Regions from separate parts of the Homo sapiens genome. Here region 2 is linked to region 1. Evidence: read pairs that join two places in POLR2A ChIA-PET (ENCODE). Cell type or tissue: PC-9. All regions are shown on one strand.

Region 1 (8,000 bases):
GGAAAGGCCAAGAGGAGATCCTGGGCGAGGGTGGGGAAGGTCTGTAGTTCTCGTGTCTGGGCGACTCAAGAGTGACAGCCCAGGAGATCCTGGAGGCACAGAGACACCAGGGCCTGGAAGAGCTAGCAGGCAGTTGGCAGGAGCCAGACCCCCTCTGCATCAGCAGGACCTGGGAAGAGCCTGCAGCTGCACTGGGCCCTTGGTGGGGAAACGGAGGCATTCTGGCAATAGGAGAGCTCTCCTTCTTAAGCAGCCTAAAAGAAGCTGATAACAGAGAATCCAAATGCCCAGGCTCCACCCACGCAAGCTCTCTCTGTGCTGTTAAAGAAAATAGTGCCATGGCAAGGCTACCAAGCCCGGCAACAGCTCTGCCTCCTGCACCCTCTCCATTTCCTCCTGAAAGATAAAGCCCAGCCTCAGGCCCCTCTCCCACAGGCTCCTCTCCCCAGCCTCTCCAGTCTGCTGTGGGCATCTTGGCTCCGAGACCTCCTAGCTTCTGTACCTTGCTTGGTGATGCCCTCTACCTACCTTAGCACCTGCCCAAGGCTACCCATCCCCCAAGGGGCACCTCAAGAGCCACCTCCTCCACGAAGCCCAGATACCCCCAGGGGACAGCTCTTCTCACTCCTCTGACCTCCTATGGGTCTCTCTGTCTCTCTTGCTTCTGCTCTGAGTATGCAGCTTGTATGAAAGTCACTTTCCTCCCCCATCCCCAGGGAGCCCTGGAGGGTGGGGCTGGGGCTGGTTACCCCTGTGTCCCCAGCACTCAGCTCAGAGCCTGGCAAACAATAGGTGCCTGGGAAACACCGTCACTAACCCATCACCGAGGAAACCCTGCTCTTTCTTCCCCTTCCTCCTCCTCCCTTGGTACAGGAGGTAGAGGCTGCAAAAGTTGTAAAACTAGGAGAGATGATCCAGGATCCAGGATTAAAGTGTGAGTGATGCCCTTGGCTGGGAGGCAGGAGATCGGTCCTAGTGACTTTGCTCCTGTGAAGCGGAAGATTTGAGGCCCTTTACCCCTGGATTTTAAAGCTCTTAAAGGCACCTCACTTTCTTATCACCTCACCCCCTTCTTCCTGCCAATTATAAGGCAAACATCTGCCCCTCATGGAGCTCCCTCCTCCCAGGCCTGCCCGCCCCTGCCCACCTCCCCACGCTCCCTCTCCCACCCAGCCTTGTGCAGGGAATGTAATTAGGCCTTTCCCCAGGACGGAACCCCCTCTGCACAGTTGTGCTGCCCGTCCGACAGGGGATAATTTATGGAAATGGGTAAAGGTGTTTTAAATTATTCAATTTAAATGTAAATAGGGGAGATGGTTTCTCTGAATAAATTGTCTTATTTATGTTCCGCCCGACTCCCCTCCCAGGGAAATAGGGAGCCCTTTGGAGACCTGAAGAACATGCCCTCCTTTCTCTTTAAATAATGTGGAAGCAGTCCATGCCCCTGTGGGGCGGTGATGTGGAGGCAGATATGTTCCCGCAACTGCTTTCCTAATTGGGGGTCACAGGACATGCCACGTGCTCAGCAGAGTCTGCTCAACAGAGACCTTGGGCAGAAGGGAAGCTCTGCCTCTCTTCCCTCTGCCCAAGGTCTCTTTCCATCCAAGTCCCTAGGGTGGCTGGCAGCTGGCTTCACACCTCCCTGACCAACTCCTTCATGCTCTGCGATGCTAACTGGCTGTGGGTCACCTATTCTTGGAGCATTTCTATCCTAAACAGGGTCCTTTAGACACAGGGCTGCCTTGAAAGGAAAGCCCGTCCCTGATGCATCTCAGACTCACATGCACCCATAGGAGGGCATTTGAGAACGGGCAGGGGGCCATCCTTTATTAGCCCCTCAGCATCAGCCAGATGCCAGTCTTGCCTTGGGGTTGGGGCCATCACACACACGAGCAAGCAGTGGTCCGGGTAGCTGTCGGGGGGTACTCAGAGACAAAACACCGAATATCCAAAACTCAAAGTGGCTCCGATCTTATGGAGCTCTGGAAACCTGCAGGTAGGGCAGAATTCAGGGCTGGTGTTGTCTGGAAGCCTGGCCCTGTTTCCCTGTGACGTGTGTGTGTGTGTGTGCATGTGTGTGTGTGCATGTGTGTGTGTGTGTGTATGTACGCTATCTATGACTAGATCAGAGATGGCTGGGGCAGTTAAGGGCCTTAGACTCACCCACAACAACATTCCGAGAAAACTAGATTAGAGCAACCTTCAAAAACTCTTTCAAAAGCGTAAAGATGTCTTCCTCCATCCCACCCCCAAAAATACCTGCTTGCATCTTATTGGCCCACTCTTGACCAATCGTTGGTAAGGAGAGAGGATTACTTTAGACCAAGCAGGTGGTTCAGGAGCTGGGATAAGACCAACTCCTTCCCTGAGACACACACCCTGAGGAGGGGTGCCAGAACAACAATAGGGTCTGTCAGGAAGGAGGAAATTCAGACTGGACACTGGGCTAAACAACATCCACCGTAGTAACAGTGGAGAAAGTGTGTAGAGATTGCTGAAATCAATATATGTTTTAATCATCAGCCATGTGTGCTTCAACCTTCCCCACTTGAGCTGGGTCAATTTCTTTTCACCCAATTCCAAGAGCCAGGCCTTTGCCCATTCGTCAAAGAGTAGAGAATCAGACCAATGGCCCAGATCACAGACTGGGTGGCAAGACTGGTCCAAATTAAGCTCAAAGAGCTGTCCAGAGGCCTCAAATCTTTCCTGGGATATCTGTAAGTAAAAGGACTGCTTGTCCAAGCCCCCTGATCATCACCACCCTCTCTGCCATTTATTCATTCATTCATTCGACATGTTATTCTGACTGTCTACCTTGTTCCAGGCATAGCTGAGTGCTGGAGGGTCACTGGTGAAAAAATAGACACATTTTCTGTTCTGTGGACTTTCCATCCTTGTAATGGACTTTATCATGTTTGTAGTCATTGGCTTGGCTGCCAGCATCCTTGCTACGTTCAGGAGTTTCCAGTCTTATGAGTCACACCTTCTGAAAGCAGAAAGCAGAAACTGGGTTACCCAGCCTCCATTGCAGCTGGAGCACAGCAGATGTCTCTGACTCCACCCATTGGCTTCACTCCCCAGAGACTCCTCTCTAGAAGGGAGGAGTTTGGGGAAGGAGACCATACCCAGAACCCATCATGCTGACAAGGGTGGTAAGAATGTGTCCAGCTTTGGGGGTTAGAAACGGTAGCAAGATTAAGTTCCTGGCCTGGAAGTGCAGTCAGTGGGGAGTGACAGTGGCAGCTGAAGCTGGTGAGGCAGCAGCAGCTGTGGTTTCCCCATCCATCTAGTTCTGTATGTCGTGGGCATCGTGCCTGGAAGCGTAGTCTTAAGTCTGGTTCTCCAGCCCTCCCTAACACTATTGATTACATGAGACACCCCATATTCTTCTAATAAATTCCTTTTCTGCTTAGCTGGTCTGAATCGGCTTCTATTGCCTAAAGCTATGAACCCTAGATGTCTCATTTCTTTTGGGCTTCTATAACAAAATACCATAGACTGGGTGGCTTATAAACAACAAAAATTTATTTCTCACAGTCCTGGACGCTGGGAAGGCCAAGACTGGGGCACAGCAGATTCAGTCTCTGGTGAGAGCCCTCTTTCATGTCCACAGACAGCACCTTCTAGCTGTGTCCTCACATTTTAGCAGGGGCAGAGCTCTCTGAGGACTCTTTCAAAAGGCACTAATGCCAATCACAAGGGCTCCACCCTCATGACCTAATCACCCTTCAAATACCATCATTTCCAAATACCATCACTTTGGGGGCCAAGATTTCAACGTAAGAATCTTGAGGGGAAACATTCAGACCATAGCACTGACTGCTGCAGAAGTGTGCCCCACCCTTGATGAGAATGACTCATTCTGAAGACTCACCCTGGGTGGCCCCTTGCCTGAATTCCCTCAAGCCCAGGCATTTTGCTCATTCCTCTTCCCCCCCACCCCCACCCCTTTTGGAGATATGGGGTCTCGCTCTATCACCCAGGCTGGAGTGCCATGGTGCGATCATAGCTCACTGCAGCCTCAAACTCCTGGGCTCAAGCATTCCTACCACCTCAGCCTCCCGAGTACCTGGGGCTAGAGGCACACGACACCACATCTGGCTTTTTGTGTGTGTAGAGACAGGGTCTCACTATGTTGCCCAGGCTGGTCTTGAACTCGAGCAATCCTCCATCATTAGCCTCTGAAAATGCCAGAATTACAGGCATGAGCCATCATGCCCAGCCTCATGCCTCGATCATGGCAGTGTGAACAGAGGCATAAACCTCTGTGTGAGTCTCCACCATCCCTCCACACTCCACACACACACACACACACACACACACACACACACACACACCTCTGAGCTCTCTGAGACCTGGGACCATGTCTCTTTCATTGGTAAATCCTCAAGTCTCCCCCTCCCCCTCCCCCTCCCTCTCCTTCTCCCTCTACCCACGGTCTCCCTCTCATGCGGAGCCGAAGCTGGACTGTACTGCTGCCATCTCGGCTCACTGCAACCTCCCTGCCTGATTCTCCTGCCTCAGTCTGCCGAATGCCTGCGATTGCAGGCACGCGCCGCCACGCCTGACTGGTTTGGGTGGAGACGGGGTTTTGCTGTGTTGGCCGGGCCGGTCTCCAGCCCCTAACCGCGAGTGATCCGCCAACCTCGGCCTCCCGAGGTGCCGGGATTGCAGACGGAGTCTGGTTCACTCAGTGCTCAATGGTGCCCAGGCTGGAGTGCAGTGGCGTGATCTCGGCTCACTACAACCTACACCTCCCAGCCGCCTGCCTTGGCCTCCCAAAGTGCCGAGATTGCAGCCTCTGCCTGGCCACCACCCCGTCTGGGAAGTGAGGAGTGTCTCTGCCTGGCCGCCCATCGTCTGGGATGTGAGGAGCCCCTCTGCCTGGCTGCCCAGTCTGGAAAGTGAGGAGCGTCTCCGCCCGGCCGCCATCCCATCTAGGAAGTGAGGAGCGCCTCTTCCCAGCCGCCATCACATCTAGGAAGTGAGGAGCGTCTCTGCCCGGCCGCCCATCGTCTGAGATGTGGGGAGCGCCTCTGCCCCACCGCCCCATCTGGGATGTGAGGAGCGCCTCTGCCCGGCCGAGACCCCGTCTGGGAGGTGAGGAGCGTCTCTGCCCGGCCGCCCCGTCTGAGAAGTGAGGAGCCCCTCCGCCCGGCAGCTGCCCCGTCTGAGAGGTGAGGAGCCTCTCCGCCCGGCAGCCACCCCATCTGGGAAGTGAGGAGCGTCTCTGCCCGGCAGCCACCCCGTCCGGGAGGGAGGTGGGGTGGGGTCAGCCCCCCGCCCGGCCAGCCGCCCCGTCCGGGAGGTGAGGGGCGCCTCTGCCCGGCCGCCCCTACTGGGAAGTGAGGAGCCCCTCAGCCCGGCCAGCCACCCCATCCGGGAGGGAGATGGGGGGTCAGCCCCCCCACCCGGCCAGCCGCCCCGTCCGGGAGGTAGGGGGATCAGCCCCCCGCCTGGCCAGCCGCCCCGTCCGGGAGGGAGGTGGGGGGGTCAGCCCTCCGCCCGGCCAGCCGCCCCGTCGGGGAGGTGAGGGGCGCCTCTGCCCGGCCGCCCCTACTGGGAAGTGAGGAGCCCCTCTGCCCGGCCAGCCGCCCCGTCCGGGAGGGAGGTGGGGGGGTCAGCCCCCCGCCCGGCCAGCCGCCCTGTCCGGGAGGGAGGTGGGGGGGGTCAGCCCCCCTGTCCGGGCAGCCGCCCCGTGCCGGGAGGTGAGGGGCGCCTCTGCCCGTCCGCCCCTACTGGGAAGTGAGGAGCCCCTCTGCCCGGCCACCACCCCGTCTGGGAGGTGTACCCAACAGCTCATTGAGAACGGGCCAGGATGACAATGGCGGCTTTGTGGAATAGAAAGGCGGGAAAGGTGGGGAAAAGATTGAGAAATCGGATGGTTGCCGTGTCTGTGTGGAAAGAAGTAGACATGGGAGACTTTTCATTTTGTTCTGCACTAAGAAAAATTCCTCTGCCTTGGGATCCTGTTGATCTGTGACCTTACCCCCAACCCTGTGCTCTCTGAAACATGTGCTGTGTCCACTCAGGGTTAAATGGATTAAGGGCGGTGCAAGATGTGCTTTGTTAAACAAATGCTTGAAGGCAGCATGCTCGTTAAGAGTCATCACCAATCCCTAATCTCAAGTAATCAGGGACACAAACACTGCGGAAGGCCGCAGGGTCCTCTGCCTAGGAAAACCAGAGACCTTTGTTCACTTGTTTATCTGCTGACCTTCCCTCCACTATTGTCCCATGACCCTGCCAAATACCCCTCTGTGAGAAACACCCAAGAATTATCAATAAAAAAATAAATTAAAAAAAATAAAAAATAAAAAATAAAATAAATAAATAAATAAATAAATAAATAAATAAAAGCCAGAATGACTGGATTTAGAGAGCTTCTGGATAGCTGAACACATGCAAGTTCCTGGAGGGCAGCTCGCCCAGGGAGGGCATGGGAGTTCTGTGCCCCTTCCCCCATACCTCACCCTGAGCATCTCTTCATCTGTATCCTTTGTAATAAAATAAATCGGTAAACATGAAAAAAAAAAAAAAAAAAAAATCCTCAGGTCTAGCTTAGAACCCAGAGTGCTTACTAAGGGCTCACTAAGTATTTGTTGCTAATGTGATCATTGCTGCTGTCATCATTATTTGACATGAAACAGCCTCCTGTGCCTGACTCTGGGTTGAGCAATACACATAGAGAATGGCTTGTACCTCGTCCTTACTCTCTCCAGAATCAGCCACGAGCCTCATGTCCATGGGCTTTAGGTGCTGCAGACCCCATCAGAATGTCCCCTAAAATACCACAAGAGTGCCCCCTGGCCCTTGCCCAACTCCCTGATCACCCCTGACAGATAGCCTTGCATTTATTTCTTCTGGCCAGCTGGTCCCCTCTCAGCCTTTCCACCCACCACACACTCCCATTCCACCTGCAGCCAGGGAAAAGGTCTCCATCCTTGGACATGGAGATGGTGCTCCTAGGGCCCTTGGAGAGATATTCCCATGGGGGTTATGTTGCCAACCCAGGGGTGTCCCTCATCCTGTCCAGCCCTGCCCACATACTCCTCGCTCTACCCCTTCTACGGGAAGAGCTAGAGGAAATGGACAGACTTTCTGGAATCAATTTCATGCCCTTGGGCATGATAAATAACCAAGCAGAGAGCAGCCCCCATCTCAGGAGCTAATGGCCTTGGGTAGCTCAGTGATGCGTCACTCCCTGAAAAACAAAGCCTGGTCCAGCTGCTCTCTCCACACGCACATTTTCTCCGTACACTGCTCTGCTTGGAGCAGACTCACACAAAGCCCAGCAACACCTCCCTGGGCAAGGACAAGAACATGCATTTCCTCTTCCTCAGGCAGCACACAGCGTTGCATCAGCAGAGGGGCCTAGGCAGGCCCAAGACAGAAAGCACCTGCCCCGTGACCTTAGCTACGAGTGCTATGCCCCAGATGGAGCCGGACCACCTGGAGTCAAAGCCCAGCTCCTCTTCTCACTCTGTGTGACCTGGGCAAGTTGCCTAAATACTGCCTACCTCACAGCTCCTTCTGAGGATTAACTGGGATACTGTTTGCAAAGGGTTTAGCACAGTGCCTGGGACATAGGAAGTCCTGTTATGTTAACTATTCTTTTTAATTTTTTTTTATTTTTTAGAAATAGAGATGGGGGCCTTGCTATGTTGGCCAGGTTGGTCTTGAACTCCCGGCCTCAAGCAACCCTCCCGCCTTGTCCTTTCAAAGTGCCACTGCGCCTGGCCCCATGTTAACTATTCTTATTATTATGACTCACCACGGTCAGGAAGTTCTTGGTTCATCTCATCTGAGTCCTATCCACAGCCTATTAAGGCCATTCCAGCCTGTTCCATTCCCGGTAGGCATGGGGCTCAGGAGTCCCCAGTGCAATGTGGCAGGAAGAATAATGGTGCTAGAAAACAAAGAGCTATGCTCAACCCCCATCTATTAGCCATGTCTATTAGCCATGATTCTCTTTAAATCCATTTGGCACAAGACAGATT
Region 2 (8,000 bases), 160 kb after region 1:
TGGAATCTTGATTTGGGAGTGTTTGAATCTAGGAAGGGCTCCTAGTATATTAGGGGCCATCTATTTCATTGTTTCAACCAGTTTGTAAATTCCAAGTTTCTGGAAAAAGTTACCCACTTTTTAGTTTGAACATTTAAGTTTAATTTTTTAAAAACTGAAACAATACATATTTTGGACACTATATTCTTCATCTGGATTCACCAATTGTTTACAAACACATTTAAATATACAGCCATCCCCCAGTATACACAGGGAGATTGGTTCCAAGATACACACATACCAAAATCTGCACCATATTCAAGTCCCAAGGTCACCCCTGCAGAACCTGCGTATATGAAAATCAGCCTTCTATATATGTGGGTTTTGCATCTTACAAATGCAGTATTTTCTATCCTTATTTGGTTGAAAAAATCCACGTGAAAGTGGACCCACACAGTTCAAGCCCGCATTGTTCAAAGGTCAACTGTACTTTATTCTGTCTGCCGAAACATTTTCAGGTGAGGTGTTATATCACCACTTCTAAATACTTGAGCATACATCTCCTAAGAATCAGGACATTCTCCTATGTGACATGGTTTTCACATGTCCATTTTTTTTTTTAATGAACTGTCTACTTTTTAATGCTGGTATGGGCTACTCTCTTAATTCTTGGTTGAAACTCTTGGGGCTGGGCATGGTGGCTCACACCAGTAATTCAAGAAGTTGAAGTGAGAGGATGGCTTAAGGCCAGGAGTTTGAGACCAGCCTGGGCAACATAGTGAGACCCTGTCTCTATGAAAAAAGAAACACTTGGGTGTTTTCACAGACCTATGATAAGATAAAATACATCTCTCCAGCAGATGTCAAATATAGCAAAACTTGCTCTTAGAGCAGAGTATCATTACCTGGATGTGGAGTGACCAGGGCTTAGTCTTTTTTTTTTTTTTTTTTTTTTTTTGAGACAGAGTTTCACTCTTGTTGCCCAGGCTGGAGCGCAATGGCATGATCTCAGCTCACTGCAACCTCCATCTCCTGGGTTCAAGCGATTCTCCTGCCTCAGCCTCCCAGTAGCTGGGATTACAGGCATACGCCACCACGACCAGCTATTTTTCTATTTTTAGTAGAGACGGGGGTGTCTCCATGTTGGTCAGGCTGGTCTCGAACTCCTGACCTCAGGTGATCTGCCTGACTCGGCCTCCCAAAGTGCTGAGATTACAGGCGTGAGCCACCACGCCCAGCCAGGGCTTAGTCTTTGATAAGTCAAAGATCTCAGCTTTACCACCTAATACTTAGAAACAGTTACCTTTATGTTACAGGCTTTGTTCCCTAAAGTGCTTTTTCTCAAGACTTCAGATTTAACCCCTAAAAGAGGTGATGCCTTTGGTGCACTCGGTGACCCACGTCTCCTTTGGTGTCACCTCTTCATTAGCACTGTTCAGCTTTTCCATTTCTGCTGCTGGTCTTAGAACTAGGGAAGCTGAAGGCTCCACCAGGTGAGCCTGGAGTGTTTCATCAGGATTCTTCCTCACTGCCTTCACTGCTCCAGACACTGAAAAATAAAGGCCTGACTATTCCATCCTTGCTGAGACAGAAGCACCTGCTGTCACTTAAGGCCTGTGTGCTGCTATCAAACCCACCTCATGGAGGGGGACAGTTGTGGGGGCATTTTTCTAAGCATTTCCCAAGAGTGAAGAAGAGGGATTGAAAATGACAGTGACTTAAAACTTGGAATTTCTCCCTGAGGGACCCAAACTTCCCTGGCCTGCCCTGAGGGTGGCCTGACCCAGGCTGTGATTGGAAATCTTACCCTGATGATTGCCCCCAAGCCGCAGGCAAACAGGATCCCCTCAAAATAAAAACATGAGGCTTGTAGCAAAGTGAATGGCTGTACTCTGACTAGTTCTTCACTGGAGGTAGAAGCAGCCCTGTAATTTTTGCTGTCTTCCACTGGGGAACAGATGGACTCTAGGAGACATTGAGGGCAGGGGCTCCACTCAGGTCCGCCACCCTTGCTCCCAGCTCTTCAGTAATTAATCTGTGGTGCTTTCTCATCCCCATGGCAACAGGTCCTAGTGTTACACAGAGCACAAACACACGCAGGTCTGTCCCCACGTTTTTTTGTCCATCAAGCTTTGCCTCCTAGCAACTTGGCTCTCTTCCCTCATTGTTTGCTCTTGATCCAGCAGGCCTCTCCCTAGGGGAGGGGCTTCCCCTGCAACTGCTCTTGTGTGACCTTGAACAAGAACCTCCCTCTTTCTGGGCCTCCGTGCCTCATCTGCAAATTACTGAGATAGGACTTGTGGATCTTGAAGGTCTCCACTCCCATGTTATCAATCATTCTAAGTCACTTTTCCTCTAAACACATGCTCAAGTCCCAAGATACGGAACTTAACTCTAGTTCCCTGGTTCCAGTTTATAGAATTTTTTTAAGTGACCAATGCTCAGAATGCTTACTTCTTTCTATAAAGCTATATTTTATATATTTTTTTATTTATTTATTTTTTGAGACAGAGTCTCACTGTGTCACCCAGGGTGAGAGTGCAGTCATGTGATCTCGGCTCACTGCAACCTCCACCTCCCGGGTTCAAGCGATTCTCCTGCCTCAGCCTCCCGAGTAGCTGGGATTACAGGCATGCACCACCATGCCTGACTAATTTTGTATTTTTAGTAGAGACAGGGTTTCACCATGTTGGCCAGGCTGGTCTCGAACTCCTGACCTCAGGTGATCCACCCGCCTTGACCTCCCAAACTGCTGGGATTACAGGCGTAAGCCACCATGCCCGGCCTCTACAAAGCTTTAGAGTTAGATCATAGAGGTCACCTTGTCCATGATCTCGATTTGGCAGTGAGGATACTGAGCCCTAGAGAAGACTTGCTCAAGGCCACATAGCATGTCAGAAGCAGAGACAGGATGGAACCTGGGTATCTTGACTCCCTACCCAGTTCTCTTTCCGAGTACTCTGTCTTTAGTTTGAATAATTGACAGCATTTTGCAGGACTTTCTGCAGCAAATTTTCCAACCCTGCATCTATTAGGAACTGAGCCAAACAGCAGTGTGACATTCACACATACCCAACAGCAAAACCACCATGATCTGCCTCCTACCTGGACCCTAGTAGGTCTGTCTGAGCTGGACACCTCTGAGGGTCCCCATCCTTCATTGCTCTACGAGCAGAAACAAGCACCTGTGCAGGATGCAGGAGGCAGCAGAAAGAGACTAACATTCACAGCCCAAGCAAGTTACTTAATCTCTCTGAGCCTCAATTTCCTCATCTGTAATCTGAGCATAACATTACCTATTCAGAGTTGTGAGTGCCAGTTAAGAAAAACAGTGTCTGGCCAGGCACAGTGGCTCATGCCTGTAATTCCAACACTTTGGGAGGCCAAGATGGGCAGATAACTTTAGCCCAGGAGTTTGAAACCAGCCTGGGTAACATGGTAAAACTCTGTCTCTACAAAAAGTACAAAAATTAGCCAGACATAGCACCATGCACCTGTAGTCCCAGCCACTTGGGAGGCTGAGGTGGGAGGATCAATTGACCAGGAGGTTGAGGCTGCAGTGAACCGTGGTCACACCAGTGCACTCTAGCCTAAGCAACAGAACAAGAACCTGTCACACACACACATGCACACACACAAAAAAAAAAAAAAAAACGAAGGAAGAGGGGAGAGAGAGAGGAAAGGAAAGGGAGAAAGGAAAGAGGAGAGGAGAGGGGAGGGGAGGGGAGGACAGAGGAGGGGAGGGGATGGGATGGGTGGGTGTCTGGCACATAGTAGGTACTCAACAACTCAACAAACTTCCATTTCCCCCGCTCAACTCCCATTTCCAGGACTATACCATCAAAGCTCCACTGAGATTCTCATGGTGGGTGATCCTCAGCAAATTTTTTTTTAAACCAACACTGTCCCTATTTAGCAAATATTTAATTCCTCTCATCTCTCTGGATGCTTCTATCTTCTCTTCCTTAACAATACACTTGATGTATGTAAGTATAGCATTGCCCAAACTAAACAGAGTGCCCGTTAAATAGGGATTCCAAAATCAAGGAATTGGCTTTTCCAATTTTCTGATATTTGGGGGCATCTGCCTCTTGGAGGTAGTAATGGGATTGAGCTGCTATCTCTCATGCTTCTAAAGACTAGGGAAGCCTATGGCCGAGGCAGGAGAATTGCTTGAGCCCAGGAGTTCGAGACCTGGCAACATAGGGGGATCCCTTCTCTACAAAATTAGTCAAGCATGGTGGTGCACACATGTAGTCTCAGGTACTTGGGAGGCTTAGGTAGGAGGATTGCTTGAGCCTGGGAGGTGGAGGCTGCAGTGAGTTGTGATCACACTCCAGCCTGGGTGACAGAGCAAGACCCTGTCTCAAAAAAACAAAAACAAAAACAAAAAAAAGTGGAAACCAGGACTCCAACAGCCCCAGCTCTGCAACCCAGCCCTGCCCCTGGGCAACTGTACAACTTTGGGCAAAGGCACTTAACTTCCAGGAGCCTTGGTGGCATCCAGAAAATGAGAAGAAAACACCTACCTCCCTCCTCTTGCCACCGGGGCTGGAATAAGGATGACGTGAGGCAATGAGCTGAGGGGTCTGCAGTGGATTTCACTCTCAGTGTGTTTTAGGTGTGCCACTCCCCAACCCTGAGCTGGCCCCTGGCTCCCCTCCTTTCCTCCAGAAACCCCTTCATAACGCAGACAGTTGCAGGAGTGCCTGTGCCCACAGAGGCACTCTGCGGCCTCTACTACATCCTGGGTGTAGTCGAGGATGGCCGTGGGTAACAGCAAAGCAGAGAGAAGCTTCCTGGTCTTCCAGGCCTCCCCTTGGCCTCCCTTCTGTTGTCTCCCCACTCACAGGAATAGTTCTGAGACCCAGTTGTGACCAAGCTCCTCAGGCCACAGTGCTAAGCCTCTCCTCCTTCCTGGAATTCCCTAACCAACCCCCAAGTTCTGCCTATTCAAATCCTTTTCAACCCTCAAACTTTAGACTAAAGGCTCATCTCTTCCAGGAAGTCCTCCTGCTGGCCCCATCAGAGGAAGTCATTGTTTCTTCGGATTACCCAGCATTTAATCTCCAGACTTACGGCCCAGTAAACTGTCTTCATCTCTGTCCAGTGAACCACACTTCTCAAAAGACTCCCTCACATTCTTTTTTTCTTTTTTTTTTTTTTTTTTGAGACAGAATCTTGCTGTGTTGCCCAGCCTAGAGTGCAGCAGCGCAATCTCGGCTCACTGCAACCTCTGCCTCCCGGGTTCAAGCAATTCTCCTGTCTCAGCCTCCCAAGTAGCCAGGACTACAGGCGTTCACCACGATGCCCGGCTAATTTTTGTATTTTTAGTAGAGATGGGGTTTCGTCATGTTGGCCAGGCTGGTCTTGAACTTCTGACCTCAGGTGATCCACCCACCTCAGCCTCCCAAAGTGCTGGGATTACAGGCGTGAGCCACCGCACCCAGCTGACCCCCTTACATTCTTTTTTCTTTTTTTTTTTTTGAGACGGAGTCTTGCTCTGTCACCCAGGCTGGAGTGCAGTGACACGATCTCAGCTCACTGCAAGCTCCACCTCCCAGGTTCATGCCATTCTCCTGCCTCAGCCTCCCAAGTAGCTGAGACTACAGGCGCCCACCACCACGCCTGGCTAACTTTTTTGTATTTTTAGTAGAGATGGGGTTTCACTGTGTTAGCCAGGATGGTCTCGATCTCCTGACCTTGTGATCCACCTGCCTCGGCCTCCCAAAGTGCTGGGATTACAGGCATGAGCCACCACACCCGACCTCCCTTACATTCTTAAAAATTATGGAGAACCCCAAAGACCTTTGCTTTATGTGGGTTCTATCTATTAATATTTACCAAATTAATATTAAAGCCGAGAGAAATTTAAGTATTTTCTTACTAATTTTTAAACAATAAATTTTAATATAATGAACCCTTTACAAGCTAAAGTAAGACGGAGTCTCGCTCTGTCGCCCAGGCTGGAGTGCAGTGGCGCAACCTCGGCTCACTGCAAGCTCCGCCTCCCGAGTTCACGCCATTCTCGGGCCTTAGCCTCCCAAGGAGCTAGGACTACAGGCGCCCACCACCACGCCCGGCTAATTTGTTTTGTACTTTTAGTAGAGACAGTTTTCACCGTGTTAGCCAGGATGGTCTCGATCTCCTGACCTCATGATCCGCCCACCTCGGCCTCCCAAAGTGCTGGGATTACAGGCGTGAGCCACCATGCCTGGCCAATAATGTTTTTAAACCATATAATCCCATCACTTTGGGAGGCTGCGGTAGGAGGATTACTTGAGTCCAGGAGTTTGAGACCAGCCTGGCCAACATAGTGAGACCCCATCTCTACTAAAACTGTAAATTAAAAAAAATTAAAAAAAAATTTTAAAAAACCTCCTATATTTTCTGAAACAAAAAAAAATTTAGTAAGAATGGGCCGGGCGCAGTGGCTCACTCCTGTAATCCCAGCACTTTGGGAGGCTGAGGCAGGTGGATCACCTGAGGTCAGGAGTTCAAGACCAGCCTGACCAACATGGAGAAACCCTATCTCTACTAAAAATACAAAATTAGCTGGGCATGGTGGCACACGCCTGTAATCCCAGCTATTCAGGAGGCTGAGGTGTGAGAATCCCTTGAACTCGGGAGGTGGAGGTTGTGGTGAGCTGAGATCTCGCCATTGCACTCCAGCCTGGGCAACAAGAGCGAAACTCCGTCTCAAAAAAAAAAAATTAGTAAGAATGGCAGTGTGGCTTTATATTTGTGCAAATCTCTTTAGCATCTGGCTTAATAGAAGGCAGCTGGACTCGCGTCTCCTTCAGCATTCACCCCAATGTCATATCACATGTCACGGAGCGTCTGGAAAACATGAATGAGTGTGAAAAAGGCACATCATGTCTTAGTGTTATTATGAGCCTAGTTCTAAGCTCTCAAGTCCTCTAAAAAAAGGCCCCGGGCCCCACTTTGAGAACTGTCACAGCAGAGCAGGGGCTCCTTGAGACGAGGGCACCTTGTCTCAGTCGGCTCCATGAGCCCAGTGCCTGGCCAGACCCCGGCACAGCAACCTCTCTCTCAATGATCACAGCGAACGAGCAGCTTCAGAGGAGCAGACCCAAGGGCGTGGCTCTCCCAGCTCATCATTCTCAAAGCTCAGCGCAGGGCCACTCTGTCCAGGAAGCTGCCCCTGTGGCCAGGCTCTTAACACACAGTGTGGCAGGAATCCTGCTCTGTCTTGATCCACCCAGAATGAGAAGTACTTTGTGGTCAGGGACTGTCTGATCCTCTCCAAGAGCACCTGTCCCTACAGCTCCCAAAAAGTCTCTTCCCTAAAGACCATGTACCATTAGACTTCCAAGGGTCTAGGAAACAGCTTGACCCCCTAGACAAAAGCAAACTAAGACCCTCCAGGGACGAATGGAGAAAAACTTGTGGGTGGAGGCATCTCCTTTCCTGAGTGCAAGGAGGGCAGCCTGTCCTCTTTGCTTCCATCCCCAAGGGGTTCCTCACTCTGCCCCCATGTCACTCTGATCCCTCTGCTCCCCCAGCATGCCTCAGCCCCAATGTGGGGTGAAAGAGGTACATCATAGAAAACGTGAGCCTAAGATCTATCCATTCCTAGGCTCAACTCTCATCTCTGTATCTTACCAGCTGTGTGACCTTGGGAAAGTGACATAACCTCTCAGAGGCCAGCACCAGCATTTGTAAAATGGTGACGCTACCTCATAGTTATGAAAGGAGAGAAACTGCATGTAGCCCTCTTGCCCAGACATTCTACAAATAGTAGCCAGAAATATGAGGCTCTCTCCCCACTTCCCTCCCTGCCAAACTCTCAGCCTAAGCATGGCTAACACAAAACAGATTACCAATCCCTTTCCTTTCTCCCTGAGGACAGCAGGGCTAGGCTGGGATTTTCCAAGAGGACTTCGCCCATGGAGAAACAGGCATGAAGTAATCTTGTTTGCAGGGTGTAGGTTTCCTACTGTGCAACAGCCCCAGTGGCTAGACTCCACACCCCAACCCTCCCCAAGACCTGGGCACCT

The links. ChIA-PET counts read pairs that join two places held together with the same protein. Peaks named below come from ENCODE experiments on the same cell type or tissue, not always from the same donor. Only the 100,000 strongest peaks of a DNase experiment are listed, where the experiment ranks them.
Region 2: POLR2A ChIA-PET joins it to region 1 with 5 read pairs; 2 of 35 experiments call an interaction of 5 or more read pairs at or near these places.

The regions. Positions count from the first base shown.
Region 1 is chr11:119,505,295-119,513,294 of GRCh38, reverse strand. No RefSeq gene overlaps it. Among named protein-coding and RNA genes, the nearest start is that of THY1, 86 kb to the right of the region's middle. RefSeq lists silencers at 1,938-2,127, 2,791-2,880. In PC-9, no CTCF peak of the experiment used is centred here; a DNase peak (open chromatin) is centred at 3,014; H3K27me3 peaks cover 3,250 bases.
Region 2 is chr11:119,347,203-119,355,202 of GRCh38, reverse strand. No RefSeq gene overlaps it. Among named protein-coding and RNA genes, the nearest start is that of MFRP, 4.5 kb to the right of the region's middle. In PC-9, no CTCF peak of the experiment used is centred here; a DNase peak (open chromatin) is centred at 2,082; H3K27me3 peaks cover 1,901 bases.